Linked DNA regions of Mus musculus: all the other regions are linked to region 1. The links are chromatin loops, found by intact Hi-C in ENCODE. Cell type or tissue: gastrocnemius. All regions are shown on one strand. Region 1 holds the start of 4930412C18Rik (RIKEN cDNA 4930412C18 gene). Region 2 overlaps Asph (aspartate-beta-hydroxylase). Region 3 overlaps Gm50597 (a long non-coding RNA gene).

Region 1 (8,000 bases):
GCCTAATCCAGGCAGGATGACAAAAGGCACAGACCTGTCATGAATGAAGGTATGGTCATTTGGTCATCTTTCAGGAAAAGAGCTTAGACATGCTAAAGTTCTTGCCAAGGATGGAGAACATACACAAAGGGTAGAAGAGGAAGGCAGTGTAAATATTAGCTAAGGCCACATGATAAGCTGTAGAAAAAAGCTCTATAATTGACATGAATGTTTCTTTCCTATTTTGTTAAGAATGCTTATAAAGATATTTGTGTCTTCTTTCTTCAATTTCTTTACCATGTGATATAATATCAATTAAGACAATATCAATAATATCATATTTAAGTTTGAGACACTAAAAATATATTCCCCAAAGGACAGTGTTGCCTAGTCTAAATTTATAATACATTTGTAGTTGTATGAGGGATAGTTATATCATGTTAGGTATAATTATGACCTTGTCAAATATATAATATATTTGTGATTGTATGTGATAGTAATAATATGTTTAGGTATTATTATGGTTTGTTTATTGTTTTCACTTGGAAATTAGTGATGATATAGGGATACATGATTGTGTGTCAAGTTGTAAGGGGTGGAATTGTGATGGCTATTCTTGGTTGTCAATGTGACTACAGTGGGGAGTAACTAAATCCACAAAATAGAGGGCACACCTGTGAGGGATTCCTGACTATTTTGAAGTGGGAAGATGTCTTAGTCAGGGTTTCTATTCCTGCACAAACATCCTGACCAAGAAGCAAATTGGGGAGGAAAGGGTTTATTCAGCTTACACTTCCATACTGCTGTTCATCACCAAAGGAAGTCAGGACTGGAACTCAAGCAGGTCAGGAAGCAGGAGCTGATGCAGAGGCCATGGAGGGATGTTCTTTACTGGCTTGCCTCCCCTGGCTTGCTCAGCCTGCTCTCTTACAGAACCCAAGACTACCAGCCCAGAGATGGCCCCACCCACAAGGGGCCTTTCCCCCTTGATCACTAATTGAGAAAATGCCTTACAGTTGGATCTCATGGAGGCATTTCCTCAACTGAAGCTCCTTTCTCTGTGATAACTCCAGCTGTGTCAAGTTGACCCAAAACCAGCCAGTACAGAAGATCTACTTCTAATCCAGATCTTTGAGATAGGAAGATATACTTTTAACCCAGATATTTAATCTATACCTAATCCAGCCCATGCCTTTTTCTGGAAGCCTGTATAAGAACATGGGAGAAGGAAGTTTTTGCTCTTTGTCTGCTTGCTCTGGTCTTTTGGTAAGCCCATTCCTTCACTGGCATTAGAGCCTACTTCTTCAGGATTGCAGTGTATACTGAAAACCAGCGGAGACATCCAGCCTTAAGGACTGAGCAACTACTGGATTCTTGGACTTTCAATTCATAGCCATCCAGCCATCCACTCTTGGATTAGTTGGACCACATCCTGTAAGTCATTTTCATAAATCACAAATCATATATGTGTATAATATACATACACACACATATACATACATATATATATATATATATATATATATATATATATATATATATCTTAAGTTTTGTCACTCTAGAGAAACAAGACAATACAGGTAGCCATAGATTAATATTTCAATTAGTTTCTATATCTACTTTATGATGTCCTTTCACTATCTTGTACTTTATTTTTATTTTAGATAGTTCAATTTCTCTTCCTTTCTTGGAATCAGATTACCTGCAACTCACTTCAGAATCAATATCTGTATTAGGGTGAGCTAATAAATGCCACCAGCAAAGATAATCTGTTAGCAAATGGTGAAAGTTTTTTTCTAGAACACTACTGCAGGAGCATAGTAAATTGGTGGGGGTCTGGACGCTGGATGAGGAGAGTGGGCTGAACTCCAGAAGCCCTCAGGGCTAAGGAGGAGAAGTCTTAGTTGACAGGGAAGCACAGAGGTGCTAGAATCCACTACATCCCATGATCTGAAAAAGATGCTCTGCTTTCAGAAATGATTGTTCTTAATATTTTCCTTCATTGATCATGGCAGACTTTTAAATACAATCACACTAATAAGTAAACGAACTTAAATGTATGTGTTTCTACATGGTGTCTGGACAGATTTATTAGAACTATTTCAATTATCTCTCAAAGCAGCTTTTATAACTTCTATTACATTTGTTTTTGAGCATTTCATACTATGTATAAAACATTCTGATTGCTTTCACTACCCAGTCTTTTCCTCCCACTCTTGTGAATCACCCTCGACAAATCCTGTCCCCACATCTGTGTCATTTGTTATGTTTTTTTTGATCCGTCAAGTTTAACCATGGCTATCTGAAACTGCTTCTTTCCTGCCGGCACATAAATTCCCCCGAAAAAGTGACTCTGAGATTTCTATATATGAATAAATTTTGAGGTCAATAGCTTTGGCTCTATTCTCCAACTAGCTCTTACCTTAATTACTCATTTATTTTATTCTATGTTCTGCCACCTGGCTGGTTACCTGGTCCTCAGTTTCTGTCTGGGGGGAATCTCCAGAGCCTGACTCTTTTCCTAGAATCACACACACACACACACACACACACACACACACACACACACACACACACAGTGTGTGTGTGTGTGTGATTAATCTGTGAAGACGCTGTTAAGTAATATTTATTTTGAATTTTGAATTCAAATTGTGAATCATTCATTAGGAACTTTGAATTCATAAGGAGACAGTTCTGTTATACTGGGTCTCAAGACTGAAAGACAGCAGGGTAGAGACACTGCTGAGTCATGGTCAAACTCAGCAGAAAACATATCAGTTTACCCGTTTTCTGTCCATATTTTTCTGTCTTCATACTTCACCTGCAGTGGTTGAGACTTTGAAAGTGTACAGTCTAGGTACTTGCTCTCATATATATTTGTTTTGTTTTAGGTGAGGTCTTGCTGAGTAACCCGGGATGCTGTCAGACTCACTACCTGAACGGCTCCAGCATGGATCCTTCCGCGTCAGCGTACTGAATGTTAGGACCATAGGCATGCGATATTTTTAAAGGGTATCTGACCTAACACCACTAATACGGTTTTATGTAGCTCCTTAGGTGGAGAAAGGGAAGCCACTTTCCTGAACTTGAAGATTCCATATCTACAGATTTGATCCCTCACAGATTTCTGAGGAGTGTATGTATGTACAGTCTTTCTTTGTTATTTCCAAAAATAATGCAGCATAACAACTATTTGTGTAGTGTTTCCCTTATATCCAGCATTAAAAGTAATCTAGGGATAATTTAAAGAATGCAGAAAATGTCTGTAGATTGTATTAAAATGTTGCACCATTTGACGTAACGATCCTCTGCCATCCCAGAACCCCTTTCTTCCAAATGGAAAATCTTTTTACTACGCAACCTATCTCTGAGCAATGGCTCCATTAGTACCTTAAAACTTCCTTCTTGTAACAGAACCCCGAATAACACCCTGCTCCGTCTCCCAACTTCTTGCTCTTTTTCCCATCGAGTCACGAAAAGTGTTTCTTGGAACCGGTCGCGCAAAAGGCTCAGTCCAGTGCGCAGAGGTTTTAACAGTGACTTCCCGGGCTGTGTGAGCGGCGCGTGCGCGGGTATCCTCAAGGGACCTGCGCAGAGTCTGGACATTACTCTCAGGCCAACGAGGTGGGCAGGCCTGCTGCTAGGTGACCGAGTCCTCTTTGGCGGTTTTAATTTCCCCAGCAACTTGCTCGCCTTCTGCTGTAGCTGAATCTGGCGCGTAAGATTCCTGGCGGCCCAGGCCCACACCAAGGTTTGTGCCCGGCCCAGCCAGAGTGAAGTTTGAAACGGAGACCTCTGCCGGAAGGAGCGGGTCGTTGGCAGGACAGCGGTTTGGCCTCCTTCCCCTCCGCCCTTGCACAGCCTGGGGCGGTGAGGAGGTAGGGGAGTGGACCTGTGCGATCTGACCTCTGGGGCACTTGAACTCAGCTACGTACATCCTACCCCTGGTATTTCTTTTCAGCGCTGGTGGCGATCAGAGCAATTAGCATGCGAGCCCTCGGGCTGTTCCTCCAGCTTCTGCCAGGATTGGAGGTAGATAAGTTGGGTTTATAGTGAGGTTTCAGGTTAACCTTGGTGAATATGAAGCATGCGCGGGAGCTGCAGTGGGAAAGATTTTTGTTTATCGTATGCACTAGAAAAAAAAAAAAATCTGTCATGGACTAGAATGCCAGAACACTTAAAACAGCATTCACTGCAAGTAGTATTCCCCAACCTGTTTTGTTTTGTTTTGTTTTTAAACTATGCCCCCTAGCGGTATAAATAGGAATAACCTTTTAAAACAGTATGGTTACCCTTCTCACAATTCCAAGAAATTGTGAACTCATTAATTTCATCTACTTGACAAATTTTTAAGGAACCTCACTAAATTTAAGGCATTCTGCTTCCGTGTGTGTATTCTGTAATAGAGGCCTGATTTTCACAGATTGGCTCCCTTCCACAAACCTACTTCCTTTTCCACAGCAAGCTTTTAGACCAGCTAATGTGGAAGGAGCTAATAGAACGATAGTGCCCAGCACATTATAAGTGTTAAGTAAATATTAGTCGTTATCATAATCACTGCGAACTATGTTTACAGTTTACCTCCTACACGTTTGTTTTTAGATTTTTTTTAACCCTTTCATATTCGAATCTTTGAGTCTGGGGTCGTGTAGCCCAAGCTGGTTTTATACTCTCACCTGTGTATAAAGGATGGCCTTGAGTTCCTGATGCTTATCCGCAACCCTAAGGATGCTGGAGCTGCAGATGTGTCCTGCCGCCGCGCCCATTTGATGTGGTGCTGAGGGTGGAACCCAGGGCTAGGCGGGCACTATACCAGCTGAGTTCCACCACCAGTCCTTTACTAATTTAATTCTCCAATGGAAACAGTTTTATACATGATCATTTCTAAGGTTGGAGGAAGCCATGTAGTAATCTGTACTGGGGAGTAAGAAGTCAGAGGGAGCTAACTGAGAGCTTGCCTCAGAAAACTAAAAGGGAGGAAGGAAGGAAGGAAGGAAGGAAGGAAGGAAGGGAGGGAGGGAGGGAGGGAGGGAGGGAAGTAAGGAGGGAGGGAGGGAGAGATGGGGGAGGGGAGGCAGGCTGAAGTCCTATTCCGTGCTTTTAATTCTTGTTTTGGAGAGGTAGAGATAGGTGGATCCCTTGAGTGCACTGGTCAGTTAACCTAACTTACTTCGCAAGTTCCAGGCCAGTGACACCATCTCAGAGAGAGAGAGAGAGAGAGAGAGAGAGAGAGAGAATGAAAACAAGTGTATAATATTCTCTGGCAGTCAATCACACTTGCAATTCCCTACCCATCTCAATGTCTCAATGTAAAAGGAAAGATGAGGCTTGGGCTACTTTCTTTCCTGTACCACATCTGTTTTGTTAACATCATGTTCTGTCCAACGTCCTTGGCCGCTTTAGGTTTACCCATCTCTCAGGCTCATCCTTGTTCTCCAGGCTTGTGAGGTGTTTTTATTTGTTTTGGTTTTGCATACGGTATTTTGCATGCCAGACATGAACGTTAGGGCTGAGCTATCTTCCAGCCCCCATTTTATTACTATTACTATTATTATTATTAAGTGTTTCTTTGTTTGTTTAGATAAGACCTGGAATTCACACTCTTACTGAGTTAGCTTCCTGAGTGCTGAAATTTCAAGCATGCTCTGTTACATTGAGGGTTTTTTTTTTTAAACTTTGTTTGTTTGGTTTTTGAAGATTGATCTAAGTAGCCAAACTTTTATTTACTTATTATAATATATGGCTTCATCAGTGCCTGACAAATACAGAAGTGGATGCTCACAGCCATCCATTGGACTGAGCATAGGGTCCCAATGAAGGAGCCAGAAAAAGGACCCAAGGAGCTGAGGGGTCTGCAGATCCCTAGGAGGAACAACAATATGAAACAAACAGTACCCCCAGAGCTCCCAGGGACTAAACCACCAACCAAAGAGTACATGCTCCAGCTGCATATGTAGCAGAGGATGGCCTAGTCGGGCATCAGTGGGAGGAGAGGCCCTTGGTCCTGGGAAGGCTCGATGCCCCAGTGTGGGGGAATGCCTGGGCCAGGAAGTGGGAGTGGGTGGGTTGATGAGCAGGAGGGGGAGTAGGAAATAGGGGGAGGGTGTTTTTCAGAGGGGAAACCAGGAACAGGGATAACTTTTAAAATATAAATAAAGAAAATATCCAATTAAAAAGGAAAAAAGACATTACATGTCATCATAGCTAGTTTTTTTTTTAACTTCTCATTGATTCTTTATGAATTTCACATCATGCACTCCAATCCCACTCATCTCCCATCCTTCTATATCTTCCCTCTGCCCTTGCAAACTTCCTCCCCAAAGAAAACAAACAAACAAAAAATATCTCTGTAGAAGCTGTGGTGTGTCACATAGTATACCCTTTTGCCTAATCAATTTTTCTTCCAAATGTCATTGATTTGGTTGGAGGTTTCTGGCTTTTTCTACAGTATCAATACTGGATCGTCACCAGGGCTCATCATGCATATCCTGTTGTTGCCCTGTGTCTGCAGCCTTGGATCTGCAGGACCCACCCCTCCATGTGCTCAAGCAGTTCATAGATGGGGCAGATATTGGGGCGGGCCCATTAAAAGCCCTGGATCTGGACCTGAATGGTAGCTGAATTGTTCATCCAGCCAGCAGCTCTCCTGCTTTGCCTAGGTGAGGGGGTGGCACCACTTCTCCTGCCTGAGGCAGCTGGAAAGCGCACTCGTTCCCTGGGGCCAGCTCTCCCACACTGTGCAAGTGCTGAGGGGCAGGGCACATTAAGAGTTTTAGCGTGGAGTATTTCTGCTTCTTGTACAGGTTCTTTTCCTTTGATGAGCAGTTAGCTGTTTGGGAGAAGAAATTGGCTTTTTTTTTAATAATCTATTAATATTTAATGATTAATTGATGGTTAAAAAAACTTTTTCCAGAAGAAATAAATATATTTTTAAAATGATGCTCAAGTGAGATTATGTAGACTAAAAGTTTTGGAGAATAGGTGAAGCCCGCCTCCTAAGCTTAAAGCTCATAGCTCCACCCACTTTGAAAAGAAAATTGATTTCTGCAACTACAAACTACAGAAATGCCCTAAGTCACCTTCCTCCCCATCTCATTTGAATTCTGATGTAGAAGGGGAGGTAAGGACAGAGAGGGTTAGGGCCCTGGGTGATAGGGAGTGTACTTGTGAATAATAGGCACTTTCAATTTTGAGCTCACCATCTTCTCTCATGACATTATGGGTAAAATAATTTATCTACATTATAGACAAAGAGATACTGCTTCTGGAGTTTATAAGAATACCAGCTATATGCCTATGGTTGCATTGTAGATACGTGTAGTGTAAGTGCATTGTAACAGCTGACAGTGTGGTAATTACAGTTGCAGTGTCAAGCAAGTGGCGGGATGGTTTTTGAAAATGGTATCATGGTCCCGCAGAATTCAATAAACAGCAAACTATGAGTATCTGTGTTTTCTGTTGTCCTCTTATTCTCCCTGTCCTTCCTGAATGCAATACTTTTTAAAGAATTCTTAGAGTTCCAAAAAGATATTTTACTTTGTTTTGTGTGTATCAGATTTTAAATTAAACTATTTTATTGTTAAGTTTGTGTTCTTTTGAGAAGAGGCTAAAGTCCTGAACACTTGCTCTAACATCTGTGCGATTTGTGAACTTCGTTAGAGCTTTCTAGTTGCCATGAACTTCAGTTAGTGGTCTAACTGAATGGAAGCATCAGTAAATGTTAGGGCTCCTCATTATAATAGTTTATCATTTGCATGTTTGTGGGAAGGAGGTGCGGCCGCATGGGCCAAGATGTTTACTGCCTTGCCCGAGAATGCGCGGTGAGGCTGCATGCGTGGGCTGCCTGCCTGGCTGGACTGGTCCTTGTGAACCGGACCTGTCAGCCTATCGTTGACCGACCTGAGCTCGTGCCTGGAGCATGTGATTGGATGAGGTGGGGTGGAGCGAGATGAGGTCAGCGCCATGAGGATAGGAGTTTAGCCCTTGCCCTAAGTAGAAGCTAGAAGTAGGAAGAGAAGCTG
Region 2 (8,000 bases), 160 kb before region 1:
AAAAAAGGAAGGAAGACAGAAAGTGAGGGAGGGAAGAAGGGAAGGAAAGAGAGCGAGAGAGCGAGAGAGCGAGAGAGGTTGATTTGAGATAGCTATAAAATCTTCATGTTGAGGAAAATGGTGCTCATTTTGTTATTGTACTTCTAACAGAACACATTACAGCCGCAGTATATGATAGAGATGAGGGCGGGGTTCAGCGATAGGGCAGGGTTCAGTAGTGTTTTTGTTTTTGCAGATTGCAAGGGTTCTCAGAGAGCTGCAGGAGGAGGCACAGGGTCTGCTTCCCATCTCTCATCACCAGCTGCTCTGGAGTCTCTCCTCCTTTCAGATCTGCTGCTCAGCAAACTGCCCACCAAGTGCAACTGCTGGGAACGGTGGGACTCTACTGAGTGCAGCGCTCTTCCCTTCTCCCCTCACCCCATCTAGAAAAGCTCATCACTACCTGTCAGCACTGCTGTTCAATAGACGTGTCACTGTTCCCTGGAGAGAAACCATGAAAGCACTGTCCAGTGGCTTTGAGCCTACTGTTGACAGTGTCAGCCACGTGTGAGGAAAAGAAATCACATCCTGGACTCACTCCACTAGGCACTGCCAGCCCTCTGTGCTACTGCATTTCCCCAGTGCTGCTACACAACTCTAAAACAGGAGCGACTGTGCTCAAGCCACACTGCTACTACATGGCAGATGCAGTACAGCAATAAGCTGTGTGACAAGGAGCCCAAGGAGGCCAAGCTCAGCTGATGAGGTGTGAAGATGAGGTAGGAATGAGAAACACCCAAGCAGATGACACAGCAGATGCAAAGGCCCCTGGTCAGATAAGATGAAATTATTATGAGAGACTGTGTGAAAACGCCTAACCAATAAAGCCACAGCCGACACAGCATAGAGAAGAGAAAAGAGAAACACACCTAGACAAATGCCACTGCAGGGCCATGACAAGCAGTAACAGACACAGTTTGGAAACAAGAGTCAGAATGTAAGAGCAACTTGGACAGGACTTGCAGCTAGAAGAGCAAAGAAACCATAGAAAGCGCATGGAGTTTAACCTTGAGCCACTACAGACCTGGCAAAGTCATTAACGAGCGAGCGTATAAAAAGCTCAAGTGAGAGCAACTGGCATGGGGCAGGGCTAACGAGGAGCTGAGAGACAGCATGGGAAGGAAAGCCTGTGCTAGGCACAGCTGCAGTCCGAGTCACCCACAGCATCCCCAAATGGAGCTGTAACTGGGTATATTAAAACTTCTAAAGAGTCACTGGTGACATGTACAGGAGTAACAACACTTAAATGATGTCTGAAGCCACAGGCCACCTGTGTAACCATCTATGCAGAAAATCTCTCTAAGGACATAACACAGAACCAAGACAGTGAGGCAGGGAACTTGGCTTGAGGATGGATTCTTTCCTCTGGTTAGCTGTTCATCACGTGTGCCTTAGCCCCTGAGCCAGTGCGACAAGAACCTGCTGGACTTTCCACTCTTCTGCACCCCCATCCTTGTAGAACTGACTTTCATGAGCCATGCTGACTTTAAATTCGGTCTCTCTGATGCACACAGGCATACATGATGGCTCCCAAAGATAGAGGACCACTCTAAGACAAGCAGCCAGAAGCCGCTGGCCTGTGTTGGTCACTCCACTCTGACTCTCCATTTATTCCTGATAAAATCCAGGACTTTTTTATGTACATTTATTTATATGATATTTAAATTAAAAGTGTCCATAAAACTCCGTCACAGTGAGGGGGGATTTTGAAAAGTATACCCAGTGTTCCCCCTAGAAGTAATAGGCTATAGTTGCTTGGAATGTAGTTATAGAAACCCAGCTATTTTAGAAACTTGTGTAAAACAGAACTGAATTCATACCATGGTCTGTGTGTACTGATTCCTGAAGAAGGGACTGAATTTGTTCCTTTACTTCATCTTCAACATTCTGGATGTCTAAAATAATTACAAATCATAAATAAACAAACAAACAAACAAACAAACAATGCTGAAGTGTTAATAGGAAATTCCAACACTTAAATATGGCATGGACACACATACTGCAATGACTACATTTGTCTGAGAGGCTCTGTATTTTCCTGTTCACATGCTATTCACTCCCCTACATCAGGAAACGTAATACTTAAAATTCGCCTTATTTGTTCAGTAGGTTTAAACATTAAGAAACTTTCCAAAAGACTTTTAAAGAAACTAATTTAGGCGTAAGGTTTTCCTTTAAGAAATAGTCATAGAGGGGCTGGAGAGATGGCTCAGAGGTTAAGAGCACTGGCTGCTCTTCCAGAGGTCCTGAGTTTAATTCCCAGCAACCACATGGTAGCTCACAACCATCTGTAATGAGGTCTGACGTCCTCTTCTGGTGTGTCTAAAGACAACTACAGTGTACTCACATACATAAAATAAATAAATCTTTTTTTAAAAAAAGAAATAGTCATAGAGAAAATGCTGTCAACTTTTAACTAATAAAATTTCCATTCATGTTAGAAGCAAACTTTTCATAAACAGGGGTACTGAAAAAGACCAAATTTAATACACACTAAACAATGTGACCACCTCTGACCTCCTGACTGGAATAGGTCACTCTTGGAAGCGCGAGAATCCTAGTGAGTAGGGCCGGGCCACACAAAAATGAAGCTTACGTGATGATAACGAACTCTGTACCAGCTTCAGAACAAGTCTGGAGAAGTGTGGAGGACCTCATTTGCAGCTCTCAACAATGTGTCTGAAAGCCAGATCCCCAGACTCACACAATAATGACTTATAAAGTGGCCACTAATGATGACATTGCCACAGCACCGTAGCACTTACCTGATTATAAGATACACCCCAACATTACACAGCAAGCTGTTTCTACAACAACACTTGCAGGCTGGTGGGTGACAGTGCTGGACTTAATCCTGGCAGCACCAGTGGCTCGTACAGGATAATGCCAATGGTGGTAGCTACAAAGCACAGCTCTCCCGTGACAGACCGAACAAATTCAAAGTTGAGACAGGGGGAGGGTTTAACACTCTATGCTAGTCACTTACTAAAACCTTCCGAAAGCATAAAGATTTTCTATATCTGCTTCGCTAGTCATTCATGTTGATGCCCTGATGTAATTATATACAGGTCCGTAATCTCTGCTCTTCCTTCAGTCTCCCAGTGTTTGTGCCAGCCTCCTCACCGGGCCATTTCACTAATGCTGAGAAAGCATCCAGGGCATCATTGGAAGGTTTCTAGCTAAGGCCTGGGGATGCTCTGCTCCTATGGGATACAGGAAGGTCTCTAGCCAAAGCATGGGGATGCTCTGCTCCTATGAGATACATGAAGGTCTCTAGCCAAGTCGTGGGGATGCTCTGCTCCTACACTTGGCTCCTTACTGACTCTGATGCCACCATGGATTGAGAACTACAAATGAGGTCCTCCACACTTTTCCAGACTCATCTGTTACCAGTGCCTGTTTTGAACTAGGTAAGCACTCCCTGCCACTTCATTTCTGACTCTATCCATGACTTTTTTCTCCCTCGAAGATGGGACAGAGCCAGAAGCTGGGCTACAACATGTTAAAGAATGAACAGAAAATAAAGTAAAAAAAGGCAACGCTGCACAGTGCGTTCTGTCAAGTGTGGTCACGACAGTGAAGAGGCGAAGTCGGGGGAGGTGGTGTTAGGAGGGCACCGAGGGCTTCATTTTACTGCATTTTATGAGAGATAATAAGTAGCTGTGATAGTCAAACAAACGAAGGAAGGCAGAGAAGGAAAAGAAGAACTGACGTGTCAACAAGAGAACAGCTGAGAGAGCAGAATGTAACCTGGAAGGGACATTGCCAAGAGGTTAAAAAGAATGGAGGCTAACAGTTCACTGGAGTAAGCGATCATTTGCAAAGAATATGAATGATTCTAATAACCAAAGGGAAGAATATGGCATGTGGCACATCTAAGACCCAATACTTGCTCAAGAACTGATTTTTTAACTACAAATTTATTTGCTAAAAAGTAAAATATTATGTGTTAAATTCAAATATTTAAAAAAAACTTTTTAAAAAGTATTGTGGATTCTGGAGGCTTACACTAATTCCACAGTCATAGGAGGGATACAGTAAGTTCTCCTGAAATTCAGAAATAAACACATAATAAAACTCAGACTAATATACTATTCCTTAAAGGAATGAAGCAAAGAAAATCAAATAGTATTCACCAGCACAACTTGGGGCCATGTATTGTTTCCAATAAAGTGTCATATCCAGCACTTCCAATAGGTGGCGCAGTGAAACCAATTTTCTTAATTATTGCGACAAAGTACAGAAGCTAATATTCTATAAATTACTATGCCACAATCAGAAAATAATGGTGATAGATTATATTTTTATGTGCCAATTTGTTAAAATACGTCAGCATACCCAATCTATGAGTCAAAGTCCCTTTGTGGAAAGAATATGAACTGATCTACGGAAGCATTTCTTTCTGTCTCTGGTGTCTTCTGGCAGGAAGTGCTTACCTAAAACAAGGACGTCAACAGAGGCTATTGCTTTGGGCACAGATGGGAAGAGGACAGGGGATGCTTAGCTCTTCATTCCTGGTGGAATCGTGCATGGGGCAGACAGCAAACAGGCTGTGTACAGTCTGCGCCTGTTCCTACTTTGGATATAATAAGGCAAGAGTGCTGGAGTTAAAGTCAGGACGCATTTGGCTTCTGTCGTTCCCAACTGCATGGTCATGGGCAACGGACAACAATAACCTGTGCCTTGGAATTTTTATTAAAATAACCCTAGACACATCTTCACTACAAGAGTATTTATTATAATCCCAGAAGAGAACAAACGGCAGCTCGTTTTATAAATGATGTGAACAATGGGGTGAGACATGAGTGGTAACTGAAAAGATACCTGCAGACCAAGCAGCCCTGCAGAGTGTTCAGTGACACTTACCTGCCCCCTCAGGGGCCTGCTCCTCCAGCTCAGCGTGAGTCTCTGCCTCCTCCTCCGGTGGAAATGTCCTCTCAGAAGGAGATCTTTCTTTAAGGCCTGCATTTTTTATTCACAGTGTTAACTAAGACTTCTTTAAAAATCACCTTTATACTTTAAATCAGAAAAAGTAACTTTCAAACATGTGATTGGTGGGACAGGACGCTCGGGCTTCCCAGTACTGTGTTTAAGACCGAGGAAAGGGTCTTTCATCTCATGAGGGTCTTCCGTGTACTTAAAACTTTTTAAAAGGGATTGATAAATATTCACAACATAGACTAACCATGTCTAGCCTTGCCAAAAGAAGATGCGTGGGAGTCCAGACTCCTGTCTTGTTTAAGGACCTTGTAAGCCAGAGCTCAGTGCCCAGCAGAAGGGACCATATGACACTCATAAGCTGGGCTGTGCACACTCCAGACCTGAGTTCACTTTTCATGTGTAATGTTTGATTAGGGAATACCAGAGTTTTCAATAAATCATATGTAACGCAGTACAAGTTTCACAAAGTACCACCTGTAAGCAACCATATTATTTTTCTAGAGCTAAAAGGTATCCAAAAAAATCTGTTTAAAAGTAAGGAAAGCTGAGCTGGGGGAGGGGCATACCTGAAATCCCAGCACGAGGGAGGCAGAGGCAGGTGGATTTCTATGAGTTTAAGGCTAGCCTGGGCTACAGAGCAATCCCTGGACAGGAAGGGCTACACAGAGAAGCCCGCCTCAAAAACAAAACAAAACAAACGGTAATAAAAAATAAGGCAGGAAGCAAGTTAACATGAGCCACATAAACACTAAGGTAGTGCTGTGATGTGTTGCATGTGGAAGGGAACATTAGATAAATCCTTAATACAGCTGTTCAGGAAACCAAGGCAGGACTAAGAGTCCAATTCTGTTTGCTGAGTCTGAGCTTCTTTGCCCTCACTGAGAGCTGGACGAGGGTGGCATCTGGGAAGATGGGCACAGTGGCCCTTGGAGAAAAGGTCAAGCCAGCTCTCACATTCTGTAGACTGTAGGTACCACTGTACAGTTAATGCCCACACTCCCCTTATGTCAACTCAAGCATTTTACTTTATTCTTTGTCTGGTCTCTTATTCTTGTTTCTGCCAGAGGTTACTTCTGTACTCTTACAGAGACTGCAAAAGCAACAGGCTGGCTTGGCAATCTTCTATTTCCTCAATTTCAACACTCCCTGTACACACCACCACCACACACCGCTTTGTTCTACACATCAGTGTAATCTAACTATAAAAGAGATTTCAAACTAGTTCACTTGCTCAGAGTGTGAGTAGGGTTGGAAATCCTTACAGTGCCTCACATCTACTTGAAATACAGCATGAAAACGACAAAGCTCTTTCTCACTGATGTAGCCCGCCCTTTTACCTCTTGACTGGCAGTAGGTGAGTTGTGCTCAGTCAATCAGGAGAGGCTTAGGATTCCATGGACTCATGTGCTTTGTCTCTGCATTCAGTATGTCAGTCGACAGTTGGCCAAAGCAATTGCTACAGAAATGCCTACTTCAGGGCGAGGGCATGCAGTGGGGCCCACTCTGCCAGTCCACTACAAAGAGGCTCACTGCAGGGTCAAAGAGCCTTAGATATGCCTGGTTGGCACAGGGATGTCAGTGGAGAAACAAGGACTGCAACAATCTTGCTCTTACAGTTTACAAGGGATTCCTAAGAAGAATGCAACAATCCTGCTGCTACTGTTTTCAAGAGATTTGACTGTATCCACGATTTCTCTATAATGTGTCTAGTTTTCCCCAGGTGGTATCAGTATGTGCCTGATGTCAAGCAACAGTAACTATATTCTCAGAAGTGTCTCAGTGTGAATGGAAGGCTACAACATCACCCTTCACTAACATACACTCAACTGGCTTTCAAACTGGTCTGCATTTAAAGTGTTTTCAACAATAGTCCCATCCAATGGCAGATGCAAGTGCCAGAAACTCCATTCTTACCAAACCTAGAAAAGTCCATTTCATTTGAAAAAGGAAGAAATGATGTATTTAAAAGGTACCAGTCTAAGTCTTCAGACACAATACACAAAGAGCTAGCTTTCTGTAACTCAACTGGGAGTCATTTACCTTTACAATCCAAAGGATAAAAAGAATGGAAAAATGTATGAAAAGAAAATGCTAACCAGCTTCATTTCCACCCAAACCATCAGTCAAATGACATACTTTCAAACAGCTATTCAGTGCTATATCCAGAGGGGACATTTGCACAAATAAATTTTATTATAAATTTCAAAGCAGTGAAAACCATATTTATGCATCTCCTTTACTGGGCCCCTACAAACTTTTAACAAAGGAAGCCACACTGAAATAGCTTTAATAACCCTCGGAGAAGCCCTGGCCATCCCTGTACAGTAGTAACTCCTGTTATACAAAACCGACATAAATAACACATGTGACCAATTCAGACTAAGAGGAAAGAGGTTTTTTGTTGTTTGTTTGTGTTAAAGCTTGATTCATTTATTGAGAAGTACACATGACAAAGGGTTAGGGCTGGAACTTGAAATGAATATTTAAAGTTACATTATAAAATGTAATCCATTTGTGGTCTAGTCCCTGTGGATGCATACAATGAAATCAAAGGGTACCAGTTTAAGTTTTCAGACACAATACACAAAGAGGCAGCTTTCTGTAACACAACTGGGAATCATTTATCATTATAATCCAAAGAATAAAAAACATGGAAAATATCACAAAAGACAATACTGCACAGCTTCATTTCCACCCAAACTATCAGTCAAATGACACACTTACAGACAGCTGCTCAGCGCTACGTCCAGGCTATATCCAGATTCACACTAGCTTGAGTTTTTTTTTTTCTCTCTCTCTCTGTCTCTCTCTCTGTCTCTCTCTCTGTGTGTGTGTGTGTGTGTGTGTGTGTGTGTGTGTGTGTGTGTGTGTCTCTGTCTGTCTGTCTCTCTCTCTGTCTGTCTCTGTCTCTCTGTCTTTGTCTCTCTTTCTACCATCTAACTTAATTGGTAGAGCAGTTGCAAGCTGGCTTGCTCTCAGCCCCTACAGCCTCAGACAACGACTCAGCTCCCAGAGGCAAA
Region 3 (8,000 bases), 640 kb before region 1:
TCCTCTAGCATGCTACAGGCTACCTGGGGAAGTGAGTGGGTCAAGAGTGTGCCACAGTGACGAGGTCCTAGTTACCTTGTCAGCTTATCCTAGATAATAAGTGATCTGGCCACTCATGGAGATCCAGTGCATTTGCCAAAAGAGAAAGAGCAGGGCAGACTTGACCAAAGGAACTCACCCTTAGGACCATTGCTGGGATCCCTTAAATAATAGAAAGATTTATTGCAATTTTTTTTGAATTACCAAAATCAAGACATGAAAACCCTGAACTGGTCCAATCTTAGGTAATATTCCTTTTCTTGGAGGGCTAGTTTAAAAAGGAAGGAGATTCAGTGTGGGAGAGGGAACACTGCCAATAGTCACTAGAGTGTGTTACCAGGAAACCAGAGAAGATATAGGGCGCAGAATGGTCCTTCAGGGTTGTTAGTACCTGCCCCCAAGATGCAATCACAAAATTTCACAAAATTGGAAGAGGAACTCTGTCTAATGGCCCCTCTTCAGCCATATATTTCAGCTCCTGTGGCATTTGCCCATCTGTGTCTTGGAGTTCAGGGTTTTTTTTTTTTTTTTTCTCTTTCTTTTCTGTTTTCTTCAGGGAATCAGTCTTTCTCTTGGGATCGGTGAGTGATGAGCCTTGTGTGACTGAGTCATTGCTGCCCTGAAGCCCAAAGCTGTTGAGTCCTGCAGAACCTCAGATGCCCTTAGAACAGGGTGTGGGCTGATTTAGCTGGTGAGTGATGGGGGCTCTGGTGTCCCTACTGGCACCCTGTGGCCAAGTTCATGAGTAAACAATACCAAAGGGATGGGTTAGCATGCACACAGCATGTCTCCGTGTAAGGTGACACTGGGTGCTTGGTTTCATCTGTCTGACAGCACCCAGGCATCAGCCTGCTGCTTTGCTGTAACCAGGCATGATATGGAGCCTTTGATGAGGAAGGCCCCACAGGGAGAGCCTTCCCTTATCTGCAAACCTGGCCAATAGTTGTCTCTTCTCTTCATGGTGCTAAACAGCAGGGATCTGGATAGAGGACATTGTGTGACAGTGTCTGAGGTGTGCAAGAACCAGAGTTCTCCCCTAACCCTACTGAGGGCACTTCTCTGAGTTCACAGCTTCCATCATCAACACTCGTCAGAGAAGCATTTTTGAAAGCTTTGATAACCCTGGGACAAATACCATACATCGTCCTCAAGAGTCTCCCAGCCTACTGGGAAGGCAGAAAGGAGGGAAAACCATTTCAGTGGAGTCAAACACTGAGTTATAATATATAAATTAGATAAATGCAACACACACACACACACATACACGCACACGCACACATACATGCATGCGCTTATGTTTACAAAGAATGGAATCATTGCAGAGGAGCTAGGACCAGGGACATGTCCCCATAGTATTCTATTTTTATGGTGCCAGCAATTGAACCTAGGGCCTCATGAATGCTAGAAAAGAGTCCTCCCACTGAGCTGTATCCACAGGCCTTTCCACAGGGTCTTGAAGAATGATCATAAATTAGCCACATAGGCAATTATCTGCCAAAGTTCAGGAGGAAGCCACGGTGTAGATAATAAAGGATATGGCAGAATAATACTCGTCTTGAAGTGGTGAATGTCATGGTACCTTCACACACACACAGGTTCCACACACCTGGATGCAACCATTAGGACAAAAAATATTTTAACACATACATCTATACTGAATACATGGAGACTTTCCCCTCCTTATTCAGCACAGTGCGACAGTTGGAATGCATTCACACTGTATTAAACCGTATTATAAATAGCTTGTAGGTGATTGAAAGCCCGTGGGAGGGTGTGTGCAGGTCATTTGAGAACACTATACAGTTTTACATGAGGGCTTGGAGCACCTACAGAGTCGGTGTTTGTGGAGGTTCGGGCACTAACCATCCATGCATAGTGAGAGCGACCACAGCTCCTTACAGCTAGACATAGACTGTGAGGATGGAGCTGTAAGACTTGGTCAGCCAAGGATGGCGACATCATGGGGGACTTTGCTGCCCTGCTGAGCAGCTGGAAACCTCAAAGGCAGCAGGGCAAAGAACAATCTCTGCTAGACCCACAGTAGTGCTAGAGAATGGATCAGAAAAATTGGTGATACGGACCTTACAATTTGCAAGGTTGGTTTGGAAACCACCTCAGTGGACAGTCTCGCTGATGAAGGCAGGCTTGAAGTTCCGGCCACGGGTCTGTGATAACTTGAAGGGCTATAACAGGCTCTCGTGGCTAGTTGTGACATCTGTGAAGAGAAGGCAAAAAGTGGCTTTGAAGCTTTAGAGCCCTGGACCGGCAGCTTCAGCATTGCTTGGGAACTGCTCTGAAAGGAGAAGTCTTGTCATGAGGCCCAGCAGTCTGCGGTTTTATCGGGGCCCCTTTGTGCTGTGCTATGCTCCAAAGCTTGAGAACCACGGCTCTAGGCTGCCATTTCTGACTATCTCCAGATAAAGGAAGTATTAATACTATCAATAAAAGGCACTATTAACAGGTTTTATTGGATGCTCGTGGAATCTAGGGATTTTGAGATGTAATCTCTCTATTGAAAACTGGAAACACTCATAGCTTCCCGTGCTTGCTTCACCTGAAATTGCAAGAACATGACCCGGTGACATAGGTTAAGACACACTCCCCCCTCTTTTGTCTTAGAAAAGTTAAATCGTCTGTCAGGTCTCCCTAATCACTACTATGGCACGGTGGGACAGAGCAATGAGGCTCATCCCCCTTGTGCCCGCAGAAGGTGGCAAGGGTGGGCCTTCTGTGTAGGCTGGGAACAAAGCTCTTTAATTGTGTCTCCCAGTTCTGACTATGACCCGGTGAGGCTGGAAGCTCTAAGGGATCTGGATTCTAGGAGGGTCTCAGTATTAATGCACCATGTTTGAGAGATGGGATGATCCACCAGGACCCCCCAGTGAGGAAGTGCAAGGTCCTTTGTCCATCAGTAGCCACACCCCACCCCTGCTGTCTTTGGATCTCTTTTCACAGCAGAGGAAGCTTTCTAGTGAAGAAACACAAGAAGGGAGAGCAGGGACATCAGAGGCTGAGTTTGAGTCTTGGGTGTGGGTGTGTTCTCAGGGGCGGGGCCTCAGACACAGGATGAGATTCATCTGAGCCTCTCGCTGTGTCCACACTTAGACGCTGCCTGTCTTTCTACTTCGTCCCGAGGCCTTAGAAGGGATACATGCTAGCTGGACCTTGCCTTCCAAAGATCCACTGTTGGAAACTCACATCCTAAATTCACATGTGGATAGCCTTTAGGTGTGCGGCCTTGGGGCGGGGGTGGGGGTGGGGGACAAAAGGAAGGATCCTGTGCTGGACCGTGTCAGCTGGGAAGATCTTCCAGTGAGCACTATTGCGCTCTTTGGTGTTGTGAGTTCCTCTACCACGTTGGAAGCAAGACAGCCCCTTGCCAAATGCTGGCACATTTACATTGGAATTCTAGCTTCTATAACTTCAAGAAATGATTTTTTCCTGTTTATCAATTACCCACTCTGTCCTATTCTGTCCTAGCAACAAAATGAGTCTGAAGCAGAATGTAAGACGTTAGCACACAAAATCCACAGTTAAGTTTTCCTTTTCCTGAGCTGTCTATTAACTTCGGCAATATCCTTTCGTTGTGTGCCCAGTGCACTGATGTGGCCCTCCTGGGTCTTCAGTGTTGCCGACCTGTCAGCCTGGATCTCTGCCACGTTCCCGAGCCTCTGGAATTGCTTTCCCCCTCTCCTCCAATGATAGCCTCCCTTTTCAGGGCTAAGCTCAGTGCTACCTTGCCATCTAATTAAAGTCTGATGCTCTAGGTGAACCTGACAGGCCAGAGACTTCCAAGTTTAATTGCTTTGCCCCTTCCAACTCCCAGTGGAGCCCAGCAAGCTTTAGCTGGCAGGTGGAAGCAGACGGCCGGGGCTAGTAGGCACATCTGAGACTTCCTGCAATGAGACGTCTCCCCCTGCCTTTATTTACTCTAGTGATGAAGATGTAGGGATTACTCAAGTATGACTCATGTTCCGTGCTAGTTCCAGGAGCTATGAAGGTGAATCAGATGGTGCTGACATGCAAGCAGCTCAGAGGAGGAGAGCAGATGGACACATAAACAGACTATTAAGCAGCTCCGTAGAGTTATAACGAAGAAAGGGGTATTTGGGACATGCAGAATAGACGTCTAAATCAGTGGGACTAGTAGAGAAGATGCTTGGGGGAAAGTCTGAGTCCTGAAAGACAAACTAATATGTGAGGCAAGAGAGGGCCAGCTCCATGCAAGGCAGCGTTACCAACAGCAGCAAGTCAGACCCAGGCATATTTTTTGAAACTCAGAAAACCATAATCTGGCCTGTTGTTTTGAATGGGAATTTCCCCTGCAGCCTGGGATTTTTGAACACTTGGTTCCCAGTAGACAATGCTATTTAGGGAGTTGTAGCCTTGCTGGAGGAAGTATGTCATTGGGGGCGGGTGGTAAGTATTTATAGCCTTGCCCCACTTACAGTTTGCTTTCTCTGGTCTGTGCTCATGGTTGAAAATGTCATCTATCCAGAATGCTAGCCACTTGCAGCCATGCCTCTCCACCATGAAGAACTCATATCCCTCTGGAACTATATAAGCCAAAATAAATCCTTTCTTTCATCAGTTTTTTTGGTCTTGGTGCTTTATCACAGCAACAGAGATCAAGAGTGTGGTGGCTCAAGTCTTTAATCCCAGCCATTGGGATGCAGATATAGATAGATCTTCATGAGTTCAAGGCCAGCCTGAAATACAGACTAGGTTCCAGGACAGCCAGGGCTACAACTTGAAACCTTACAGAAGCAAAATGAAACAAAACAAAACAAGGCACGAGAACAGAAAAATACCTGGTTTGTAGAGTTTGGAGAGTGTTTACGGTGAGGCTGACCTCATATAACTCAGAGGCAAAATTTTCACTTGTAATTGCCGTCTTCTTCTTTGTTAGACAGGTCTACAACTAGCCCAGGCTGGCCTCTAAGTTGCTATGAAATTGTGTCAACCTTGAGTAGTTTCAGGCCTCTACTACCCAAGCTCTGGGATTACAGACGTGTACCACCATACTCCGTTGACACCTGGTAATTTTAATCAGTTTATGAGGAATCCTTAAAAGCACTCACTGAATAGCCGGGTTTAGTTGAACGTATAAGGCTTTCTTCAATGTCATAATAAGAACAGCCTGTTAGTTCACTTGTTCAACGCAGATCTCTTTGCCATAATGTGGAGGATGGGCCTGAGAAAGCCAGGACTGAAGGCTGGGATGCCTGGCAGCTACCAGATGTGGCTATGATTGGACATGGAATGGAGAGGGAGGGTTGCTGAGACCTTCCCCCAGGCCAGCTCCAGTGGAGGCAGAGAGAAGATAGTATACCCTTTAATCATGAAGGGCACATTCTAAGACCCTCAGAGGAAGCCTGAAACTATTCATCCTACTGATACATATATCCTTAGGTATATTTAATATATTTCTACATATACACACCTAGGTCAAAATTTAACTTATAAATTAGTAAGTTAAATCTATAAATTAACCTACAACAAGGTTCAGGAAAAGGTTAACGAGAGCAGTAAGACAGAAAATTACAACAAACGTTAATAGTCATTTTCTCTTGTTTTCTAAATGTCTTTCTGAAAGTGTAGATCTTAACAATGTTACTAGACGTTTTGTTCTTTTCTTATTAAGCTTATTATTATAGCACCTTCCCATTTATCAAAAGCACTTTCCAACTTGTCTTTGGCACGCCTAAATTCCTAGCATTGCCTGTCTTGCTCGAAGGGGTTGTTGTACAAGTAAATTTGGTTTACTGAGCACAAACTTTGTGATACCTCAATAAGCGAGCTGAGGGTCACGTGAGTAACGGGAAGGTAGCCTATATAGTGTGGATACAGAGAACAAAGGTTCGATTCTCATTCCAGATAGGAAGGGACTGGATACTGTGAAGTGTCATTGCCCCACTTAGAATAGCATTCAATACAAAACGTACAACTTACTTATGTATGGAACTTTCCACGTAACATTTTCAGAACGTGGGTGAGGACAGATAATTGAAACCTGGAAAAGAAAGACTGCTGGAGTGATGTGGGTTGGGCTAGCTGAGTAGAGGGATTGGGTTCCCATTGTGAGGATTTTATGGGGCTTGTGGCTGGTGGCATACGTTTGTATTTTATCCTCAGATCCGACCTGTCCACCCTATGCACTGTCGCTCTTTTCAACTTGACCTCATTTGACCTTGTCAGGCATCTTCAACATCCATCAGTCCTTCAGGGAGGAAAGCCTTTGGACACATGGCTTCTCGCCATTATTGGTGTGCAGACAACTTGAAAATTGGCAGAGGAATCCATGCTGGCGAAAGAGCAGTTGAAAGACCCTCAGAAGAGGTCGGGATGCCCTTGGAGGAGGTAGAAAACTTCATGTGTTCCACGCTTCTCACAGCCCCGCTGGGCTCCTGTGGCTTCTCAGTGTCTCATTTCCAGGCTATGCCGGTGCTCCACTCGCCAGCAGAGGGCAGCATTGAGACATCAACGAAGGCGGACTTGGGCGCGCGACCGCCGGGAAGCAGAGCCTCAGGATGGCTGCTTGTCGGAAGCTTTAACCTTTTAAGCAATTCTCCGGGGAGCCCTTCCTGTCATGTGTGGGCTGCCCTAAAATGAGCAGGTGATAGAAATGAAATATTAAACAATTCTGTTCTGCAAAATGAAAATGAGTTGTCATTTAGCATTTTTATCAGTCGATGACACATTCTTCCAGCTTCAGAAGGATTTTGTGAAAATGCAGGAGACAGTGAACTCATTTACCACCAAATCCTCAAGAATCACACGTGGGGGCGCCGTCATCAGGGGCAGGGGTGCAGGGCAGGCCAAGGCTGAGCCTTCAGGGCCGAGGGGCTGGGATCTGGGACCTGTGACGCAGGCCAAGGATGCAATTGTCCTGGATAGCAATACCGAGGAAGCAGGCACATCTCCAGCAAGGCTGTGTGTGGCCAGGCAGAAGGCAAGTCAGCTCACAGAATAATGAAAGGAGCTGAAGGTGGTGAAGTGAGGGCTGCGGGCAAGCTCGCTGGTCGCAGGAATCTCTTTCATACTGCTTTCAGAAGCACCAGCAGTGATGCCGAGCAGGGTTTTGTTTTTGTTTTTGTTTTTGTTTTTGTTTTTGTTTTTGTTTTTGTTTTGTGATTTTCACCTAGTGGCTTTGGTGGCAGCGAAGTCCACTCTGAGCTCAGGCTGTCAAAAGGGCGCTTTGCAGGAACCTGAGAGGGTCTCCAAGCAGAGCTGCAGGGAAGGGTGGGCCCCAGCCTTCCCCGGAAGCTCTTCAGCAGATTAAATCATGGCGTCTTTGGTAGAGGATTCCTGGCTGCCACACAAACAGCCCCTGCTTCCCCGTTTCCAGTGCGATTTATTTCTCTACAGACGGTATTGATTCTTTCCTCTATCCGATCGCTCCTGGGCCTGTGTAAATGAAAGCCCTCTTGTGTAATAGTCATGCCTATAGCTGGGCGATTTGGGCAGGCAGCTGCGTGTTACATGACCCTGTGAGAAGCGATGCATTTTGCTGGATAGATACAGTCGAAGCAAATGTTTGCAACTCATCTAGCAGCCCAACCTGTATTTACGAAATATTCACCCTGTTTTTTTTTTCCCCCTTTGAGTCAAAACAGCTCAAGAATATTTCTGTTATAATATTCATATGAAGGGGCTAGTGGCAGAATGAGATCATTATCTGTTGAGCCAGGTGCTGCCCTCTGTGTTACTGAGGGAAACAATCCAGACTTGTGCTCGGTTTGAGTTCATTTGAACTCATCCAGATGGGACTAACAATAATACCTGTTCCAGGTGGGTACAGATGCATCTGACATAAAATGGACCCAAAGCATCTGCCCCCTTTGGGTCCTGCATAGTGTGAGCCCCATTCTCCATTAGCCCCTCCTTTTCCTCTCCTTTCCTCCTTGGTCTCTCCCTTTGATTCAGTAAAGTGATCTCACTGAGACATTGACACCAAGAGA

Evidence for each region. Hi-C counts contacts between places; a loop is a spot of excess contacts. Peaks named below come from ENCODE experiments on the same cell type or tissue, not always from the same donor. Only the 100,000 strongest peaks of a DNase experiment are listed, where the experiment ranks them.
Region 2: it touches region 1 in a loop (9-fold over the local background); 34 of 42 quality-filtered maps call a loop at or near these places.
Region 3: it touches region 1 in a loop (12-fold over the local background); 17 of 42 quality-filtered maps call a loop at or near these places.

What each region holds. Positions count from the first base shown.
Region 1 is chr4:9,767,092-9,775,091 of GRCm38, forward strand. 4930412C18Rik (RIKEN cDNA 4930412C18 gene) reads left to right here and starts at 3,494. Exons shown (of 4, transcript NR_030693.1): 1 at 3,494-3,603. In gastrocnemius, a CTCF peak has its summit at 4,252 (motif pointing left); DNase peaks (open chromatin) are centred at 3,615 and 3,733; H3K4me3 peaks cover 1,556 bases; H3K27ac peaks cover 1,353 bases.
Region 2 is chr4:9,605,938-9,613,937 of GRCm38, forward strand. Asph (aspartate-beta-hydroxylase) reads right to left here. Exons shown (of 24, transcript NM_023066.3): 4 at 4,906-5,001; 5 at 1,860-1,934. Among named protein-coding and RNA genes, the nearest start is that of Asph, 59 kb to the right of the region's middle. In gastrocnemius, a CTCF peak has its summit at 4,230 (motif pointing right); a DNase peak (open chromatin) is centred at 4,237; H3K4me3 peaks cover 252 bases.
Region 3 is chr4:9,129,473-9,137,472 of GRCm38, forward strand. Gm50597 (a long non-coding RNA gene) reads left to right here. Exons shown (of 2, transcript XR_001784233.1): 2 at 6,238-6,701. Gm34288 (a long non-coding RNA gene) reads right to left here. Exons shown (of 4, transcript XR_881105.2): 2 at 5,992-6,052; 3 at 2,121-2,254. Among named protein-coding and RNA genes, the nearest start is that of Gm34288, 9.2 kb to the right of the region's middle. In gastrocnemius, no CTCF peak of the experiment used is centred here; DNase peaks (open chromatin) are centred at 3,747, 3,851, 6,511, 6,923 and 1 more place; H3K4me3 peaks cover 1,001 bases; H3K27ac peaks cover 2,747 bases.